Linked DNA regions of Homo sapiens: region 2 is linked to region 1. Evidence: chromatin contacts called from ENCODE Hi-C or POLR2A ChIA-PET data. All regions are on one chromosome and are shown on one strand. The core of a region is the stretch at or near the end of the contact, and the rest is flanking DNA. Distances in the headings are between cores, read along the strand shown. Region 1 overlaps PITPNM2 (phosphatidylinositol transfer protein membrane associated 2). Region 2 holds the start of HIP1R (huntingtin interacting protein 1 related).

Region 1 (4,012 bases), core at 908-3,407:
AGCTCCTCAGAGTAATTCTTCATCCTCGTTAATGTCAACACGGCAGCACCATGATAATGATGGAAAATATTTACATACCATACCACTGATGGGTTGTTTAGACCATCTGGCTACTGGACATGGTAAGTATTGTCGAACACATGGCCCTTCCGCAAATACTGTGCCTTAGTGCTGATGGAGGCCAGGCTGCAGGGACGTGAAACAGTGTCACTCGGCTGTGTCCGTGTGGCCTGTGTCCACTGTCAGCTTTAGTCACCTGCAGGTCAGGGGCAGAGATCTCCAGCTCCCACTCCCAGATGTATCTGGGCTCAGCGTTGATGACAATAGCCTAACTATTCCCTTTACCAAGGGCCTCTTCAGGACTCAAGTGATCCAACAAGACTTAACGCAGCAAGACAGCTCTGATTCTGTGGCCACCTGGGGGATTTCTCCAATGATCTCCTGGGACTGCTGAGAATGCTCAGAGGAAAATTCAGCACAGTTCATTTGTGTTTGAAGCAGCTTCTGCCTAAGCTTTGTCATGCTCGGGAGGTAGGGACAAGGATTAGGTAGCACAACTAAAGGCTGTGCTCTATCTAGAAGCATAGAGGATGGTGATTTTTTTTTTTTTTTTTTTTGAGACAGAGTCTTGCTCTGTCACCCAGGCTGGAGTGCAGTGGAACCATCTTGGCTCACTGCAAGCTCCGCCTCCCAGCTTCACAACATTCTCCTGCCTCAGCCTCCCAAATAGCTGGGACTACAGGCACCCGCCACCACGCCTGGCTAATTTTTTGTATTTTTTAGTAGAGACAGGGTTTCACCGTGTTGGCCAGGATGGTCTTGATCTCCTGACCTCGTGATCCGCCCGCCTCGGCCTCCCAAAGTGCTGGGATTACAGGCGTGAGCCACCGCGCCTGGCTGAGGATGTGATCTTAATCACACCTAAATGAAAATTTCTTCGTTCCATCCATGTGGCTCCATGAGTACTAATATCAGGCTGAATACAGAGGCTTTTTTTCTGGGTCAATGCTAAATATTTCTTCTTTTTCTTTTCTTTCTTTTTTTTTTTTTGAGTTTGGGGTGTTGAGTGGCTTGTTTTATTATTATTTTCTTAATTTTAGTAAGCAAGAAAAAGTTCTGTTGGGAGCCCGTTCAAAAGTAGCAATTTTCTTAATGGGAAGCATACGCTTGCCACCCACGTGAGGAGGCTGTGTCAGCTCAGCAACCATACTGCCCTGTGAGTATGGTGAAGTCGTGTTACCTACTTGACAACCAGTGAGTCAAAGGGAAACTCATCACAGGTGCCTGTATGGCCTGCCGGGGTTTTGCTGCATAGCCGACAAGGGCTTTCTGAGGGCACACCTGCAGCAAAGGCCTGGCTTTGGTTTTGTCAAATATGAACCCGCAGATTTAAGGTCACCTTATAACTAACACCCTCTAAGATTTAAAATGCCCCAACCAGAGCATTCAGGACCTGAGTTCACGGACTGGGTTCAAGAGCCAGTTTTGACTCCAACTGGCTGTGAGCTTCGACGGCCCCTCACCTCCTGGAATCTGTGTTTTGGCTGTGAAAGGAGGGGTAAGACAACAGGTGTCTAAGCAGCATTCTGGTCTAATAGTCACAGGTTGGCTGGGAGGCACTGGCCCAGGGCAGCAGCCTCCTTGTCAAGAGTGCCATAGGAGTTCCTTGGTCTTCTATAGGACTAGTGCCTTTCTCTCTGCAAGTAGAGTGATGACCACAGACCTCTCATATGGAGAGTGGATCATGGAAGAGTCAGAGCCCTCAGCCAGATGTGGCATAAAGCTAATTCACTGTCAGTCACACCCTGGCCAGTGAGAGTGAGCTCACATCCACATCCTCTAAAGGCACTGAGATGTAGTGGCACATGTTTCCTGAGAGTAATTACAGTCTGGGATGATGACCTTTGCTGGTACAACACCTAGCACCTTAGGGCAGGATGGCTGTGCAGAGGCCACACAATACCTCTGCAAAGCTCCTCCCTGCTGGTCAGACACCACAGCCCCAGCAGGGACAACCTCTCTGAGCACCTACTCTGAGCCACCATGTCATTCTAAACAAACATCTGCTCTGCTCACCTGCTCTTTTTGCAAAAGTTATCTGAGCCCCTGGGGAAAATGGAAAAGCATAACGAAGACCACACCCAGATCACTGGGTGCTTCACTTGAACCAGCCTCCAAAACATCCGGCAGCAGGCCAGAGACACACTTCTTGTTTAAACACAGAGAAATGAGACAGCCCCAGGTCTCCCAAGTTAGAGAATAGAATCTTCTCAGAACACACAGCTGCTGCAGGCCCAGCCCAGGCTCCTTCTCTGGGGAGCTGACTCTGGCTCCAGCCCTCAGAGGCCTCTCTGCTGACTCCCAAACCCCAGTGAGCAGGTCAGCGCCAGGCCTGGCCAAGCTCTCACCGGTTCAAGGAGAAATGAGAACATGGCTAATGGGCCAAGCTGTTCAAAGAGCTCCAGTTTGGTGGGGTATGGTGGCACACACCTGCGATCCCAACACTTTACGAGGCCGAGATAGAAGGATCTCTTGAACTCAGGAGTTTGAGGCTGCAGTAGGACATGATCATGCCCTCCAGCCTGGGCAACAGAACAAGACCGTGTGTCAAAACAAACAAACAAAAATCAAAAAGCTCCACTTAGTTTCTTTATTCTTAGATCTTTCCTACTTCTTAGTGTTCCTTTTGTTCATGAGATGATAGCTACAGTGAATTATACCTTTTTTTGTGTTTGTGGTTAAATACGCATAACATAACAATTACCATAATAACTTTTTTATTTTTATTTTATTTTATTTGTTTTTTGAGACAGGGTCTCACTCTGTCATCCAGGCTGGAGTGCAGGGGCATGATTACAGCTCATTGCAACCTTGAATTCCTGGCTCAAACAAACCTCCTGCCTCAGCCTCCTGAGTAGGTGGGACTACAGGCACGCACCACTACATCTGACTTTAACATAATTTTTTTTTAGTAGAGGAAAGGTCTATGTTGTCCAGGGTGGTCTCTAACTCCTGGCCTCAAGCAATCCTCCCGCCTCTGCCTCTTGAGTCCCTGAGATTACAGGCTTGGACTACCATGCCCAGCCCATGTCAACCTTTTGTTTGTTTGTTTTTGAAACAGGGTTTCGCTCTGTCACCCAGGCTGGAGTACAGTGGCATGATCTTGGCTCACTGCAACGTCTGCCTCCCAGGCTCAAGTGATCCTCCCACCTCAGCCTCACAAGTATTATAGTTGGGACTACAGGCACACACCGCCATGCCCATCTAACACGTCAACCATTTTTAAGTGCACAATCATCACTGCCATCTACCTCCAGAACTTCTTCATCTTCCCAAACTGAACTCTGTACCTATCAAATACTAACTCTCCATTCCTCCTGCCCCCAGCTCCCTGGGGAATCTCTTTAGAAATGATGTCAATTGGCCTGGTGCGGTGGCTCATGCCTGTAATCCCAGCACTTTAGGAGGCTAAGGCAGGCAGATCGTCTGAGGTCGGGAGTTCGAGACCAGCCTGGCCAACATGGTGAAACCCCGTCCCTACTAAAATACAAAAATTAGCCGGGCGTGGTGACACACGCCTGTAGTCCCAGCTACTCAGGAGGCTGAGGCAGGAGAATCGCTTGAACCTGGGAGGCGGAGGTTGCAGTGAGCCAAGATCGTGTCATTGCACTCCAACCTGGGTGACAGAACAAGGCTCCGTCTCCAAAAAAAAGAAGAAAGAAAGAAATGACGTCAACTTACAGATCTGGGAAATCCAAGTCGCAAGCCTGTTGATAGGCCTCCTGGTCACATCTGAGCTCCCCCAAAAACATAACCTCCCTGAAGGTTAGCTTCTGGTGTTTCTCAGATACTCGGTGGTAAACAAGCTGACAGAGAAGGGGCAAGGTAGCTGCTGCCCCCACCCTTTACCAGGAACATATCTTCCAGACCACAACCTGACTACAGGAATCCAAAAACCCAAGAGCCCCTCAGTCGTGTGCAAGCTGGCAGCTAATGGGAATGAACAGTCTTA
Region 2 (4,012 bases), core at 1,084-3,583, 290 kb before region 1:
CTGTTGTCTAGGCTGGAGTGCAGTGGCATGATCTCAGCTTACTGCAACCTCTGCCTTGCAGGCCTAAGTGATCCTCCCACCTCAGCCTCCTGGGTAGCTGGGACTACAGGCACGCCATCACGGCCAGCTAAGTTTTTCGTATTTTTTGGTAGAGATGGGGTTTCACCATGTTGCCCAGAATGGTTTCGAACTCCTGAGCTCAAGTGATCCACCTGCCTCAGCCTCCCAAAGTGCTCGGAATACAGGCGTGAGCCACTGTGCCGAGCCTCATCAACAACTTTAAAGAAGAATAAGTGAGATACTGTTTAACAGATGCTGAGCCTGGTGCCCGGCACAGTAATAGGCTCTGTGATTATTTAAAAAGCCAGTTGCTAATGGGAAGTCTCTGTGGCAGATGTGCTAGACCTACAGGGGCTGTTGCCTGGTTGAAAAGGGATGCTGTATATGCGTGAAGGGTCACAGGAGAACCACTTTTGTTCCGTGTGGAAAAAGGAGTGTGAGAAACAGCTGGAGTACCGCAAAAAGCCCCTTTACTGTGGTCTTTATTAGAGCACAGCTATCAACTAAGTTGACTAAGTTACATATGAAGGGTTTAGCCCAGTGCCTGCCAAATAATAAGCATTCAGTACATATCAGCTATTGTGATTCTACCGTTATTCTGATAAAGAAGCTTTTTAGTGATTGGAATTAGAGAAAACAGGATTAATTTCTCCTTTTGGTGCAGTGACAGGAGAGTCTTGGCAAATGTTATCTTTTGGGGTCAGCTCTAGCTCTTGGGCTGGAGGGTGAGGAATCAGTTAAAGAAAAGGGTCCCTGGCGGGGTGTGGTGGCTCACGCCTGTAATCCCAACACTTTGGGAGGCCGAGGCGGGCGGATCACCTGAGGTCGGGAGTTCGAGACCAGCCTGACCAACACGGAGAAACTCTGTCTCTACTAAAAATACAAAATTAGCCAGGCGTGGTGGCACATGCCTGTAATTCCAGCTATTTGGGAGGCTGAGGCAGGAGAATTGCTTGAACCCAGGAGGCGGAGGTTGCGGTGAGGTGAGATTGTGCCATTGCACTCCAGCCTAGGCAACAAGAGTGAAGCTCGGTTAAAAAAAAAGAAAAGAAAGAAAGAGAAGAAAAGAAAAGAAAGAAAGAAAGAGAAAGAAAGAAGAGAGAGAAAGAGAGAAAAGAAAGAAAAGAAGGAGGAAGGAAAGGAAAGGGAAAGGGAAAGGAAAGGAAAGGAAAGGAAAGGAAAGGGTCTCTGACCTCAGACAGGTTACAGTCTCACTAGGGAGACAAGGGTCAGGATTACGTGGGCGTCATTTTCCTCCTTACAGGCAGGCGGTGCCTCTCCCTTCAAAAGCAAGGGACCTTTATGCATGATTCCACATCTGCATTCCGATAGGAAAGGGAAACAGCAGAAACACAATACCCATCTGAGAGCTACGCTTAGAGAGGACTCTGGGCTTTTATTTATTTTTTTACTTCAGTCTTGTGACCAGTAATTTTAAGGGAAAGCCAATAATAATGTTTTTAAAAAGCCTCACGCCACCCCTGGCGGCATCTCCTCGGTGTACTTTGCTGTTCAGATCCGCCTGCCTTCTGTGCCAGCCTAACAGCGCCCGGCCTCAGCCCCCATTGTCCCTGGAGCTGGCGAGGTGTCCGGTTGCGGAGCCGGCGGCGTCTCTGGAAATGCATCCTGCATCCCCGCATGGATAACAGCTGCAGCTATGTCAGAATTGCACAAAGAGGGGAGAGTGTCATTGTGTGCCTTTTGACACATACATTAAGACCAAAAAGGAAAAAAAGCGTCTATCTGTGCTGCCACCGACCAGACTCATGGAGGCCAGATTTTCTCCAATTAACCAGATCTTGCCCTGGTGCAGACAAGACTTAGTGAGTTCGGAGGAGGGGTGGGGAGAGGGAATTGGCTGGGGTCCCTACCCTGGGTGGAAGGAGGAGGGAGGGGTTCCCCCTCCCCCTTCCCCTACCCTCCCCTCCGGGTTTAGGGAGGGGATTAGAGGTGGGGAGGAGCTGGGGGGGCGTTTGGCCTGTGCCCCAACCTTGTGAGTGAGGTGGGGGTTGGAGGTGTGCGGGGGGCGGGGCGTGTGCCGGGGTCGCCGCGGGATGGGGGGTTGGGGATGTGCGGGGAGAGGCGCGTGTCCCGAGATCGCGGGGGGTGGGGTTGGAGGTGTGCGGGTGGAGGGGCGCGCCCTGGAGTTGGGGGCGGGCGAGGCGTTTGCGGGCGCGGGGGGCGGGTTTGGAGGTGTGCGGGGGAGGGGCGTGCCCTGGAGTTGGGGGCGGGGCGAGGCGGGCTCCTCCCCGGCGGGCGGGCCCGGGCGCGGCGCGGTGGCCTCGCGGTGCCTAGGCTGGGGCTGCCGGACCGTGAGGCTGTGAGTCGCGCGGACGGAGCCGGACAAAAGCGGGCGGCGGCGGCAGGATGAACAGCATCAAGAACGTGCCGGCGCGGGTGCTGAGCCGCAGGCCGGGCCACAGCCTGGAGGCCGAGCGCGAGCAGTTCGACAAGACCCAGGCGAGCGGGCGGCGGGCGGCGGGCGGCGGGCGGCGGCGGGCGGGCGGGCAAGCGGCGTCCCTGACCCCTCACGCGCGAACGGCTGGGGCCCGGGAGGCGCCGGCCAGGGGCGGGGGACGGCGCGGGGGCAGGGCCTGTGTCCGCCCGGGCTCTCCGAGAGCTCCGCTGCCGCCCCCCGCCGGCCTCCGCGGCCCGAGCCGACCGGCGCGCAGGTGAACCGGAAGCCGCGCTCCCCGCTCCCGCCGGGCGCTCGGGCCCAGAGGCGCCGGGGCTGAGGGGGCCGGGGTCAGGGTGTGCGCGGGCCGGGAGCGCCGGAGCTGAGGCGGCGGGGGACGGAGATGGGGCCGGGGTTGGGTGTGCGCGAGCCCAGCGCGCCGGGGGTCGAGGGGGCTGGGGATCCAGGTGCTCCCGGGGCCGGCGCGGCCCGACTGGGGTCCCCGACCTTCCGTGCCGCTCCTTGCCGGCTCCTGCCCCCGTCTCCTACCCCCTGAAACCGATGCCCCCACGGGCAATTTCCTTAAAGGAAATTCCTTAAACTCCCAGCTTCCTTCTCTCGTGAGCGGTTTCCCAGGGCTGCACAGTCTCCTATTATTTGCTGGGTGAAAAGCTTCTCGTATGTCGCCAGACTTGTTTGCCCGAGCGCTGCCCACGTATAAATAGGTGCACACCCCCTCATTAAATACCGGCGCCCGACAGACAGAAACTTCCTGGGGCTCCCTTCCTGCGCCTCCCACGCTTGTAACTCTTCCAGATGATGCCTATCCTGGGAAGGCGTTAGAAATGAAATAAGGGCGCGGGTGTGCGTTTTGTACTTGTGTTTGTGCCGGGGACCCACGATGCAGACGTTGCTGCGTTTCTGGTTTCCTGTTGCTTTTTATTTTACAAACTCTTGAAGTGCTCTCAGGCTTGGGGGATGGGCGGTGGAGGGGGGCATACTTGTTTATTTGCCAAAATAAGTCAACCAAGACTGAAATGGCTGAAAAATTTTACTCTAGAGATAAAGGAAGCCAGAGGACCCCTCCCACTCCTGTCTAAAGCAGGTTGGTGACATTTGCGTTTGTGGCGGCTATTTGCAAGTTCCGTCCCACTTGTCCTTGCAGAGAGCTATGACTTCTGCGGTTGCCTTCACATCTAGTTAGCACACGCACTCTACAACAGCTTTCGTTTTGAAATGAGAGAGAACGCAGGGAGACCTTCTAACCTTTGTGCTTGGGATTGACCCAGAAAGCGATAATAAATCCTGAGGATATCAAGGCTTTAGAAATGCGAAGTGCTGGAACCCAGGTGGCTGCAAATTACCAATTTAGCCTTGTGATCTTCATCACCATCAACTGGTTCAGCCCGGATAGCCCGTCATTTTAAAAAAATTTAAAGTCACCAATACATAATTAATTGTGCCAAGAACTTGTAGATCATAGGGAGAAAACCTGAATTGGCAGACATATCTGGATGTTGTCAGAAACTTTGTTTATTCACTGAGTTTTTTCTCGTG

What was found. A loop is a pair of places that touch in the nucleus more often than their neighbours do. ChIA-PET counts read pairs that join two places held with the same protein, here RNA polymerase II (POLR2A). Pooled maps may share reads with other maps.
Region 2: a loop to region 1 is called in a pooled map, with 2.3 times the contacts of the local background. The contact joins the promoter of HIP1R here to the enhancer-like site in region 1. A Hi-C loop is called at or near these places in 1 of 50 pooled maps. POLR2A ChIA-PET finds 5 or more read pairs at or near these places in 3 of 52 experiments (B cell, CD4-positive, alpha-beta T cell and WTC11).

The regions. Positions count from the first base shown.
Region 1 is chr12:123,118,759-123,122,770 of GRCh38, forward strand. All of the region lies in intron 1 of PITPNM2 (phosphatidylinositol transfer protein membrane associated 2), which reads right to left. Among named protein-coding and RNA genes, the nearest start is that of PITPNM2, 30 kb to the right of the region's middle. RefSeq lists enhancers at 1-481, 482-1,295. Within about 2 kb of position 2,158, at least 7 of the 41 ENCODE cell types and tissues checked have a DNase peak (open chromatin) inside an H3K27ac peak, as active enhancers do; they include B cell and CD4-positive, alpha-beta T cell, where a contact is called at or near this core.
Region 2 is chr12:122,833,124-122,837,135 of GRCh38, forward strand. It overlaps HIP1R (huntingtin interacting protein 1 related), which reads left to right and starts at 2,334. Exons shown (of 32, transcript NM_003959.3): 1 at 2,334-2,520. The coding sequence starts at 2,428. LOC124903040 (a long non-coding RNA gene) reads right to left here and starts at 2,110. Exons shown (of 2, transcript XR_007063501.1): 1 at 2,051-2,110; 2 at 1,432-1,715. RefSeq lists an enhancer at 1,936-1,985 and silencers at 2,236-2,475, 2,646-2,845.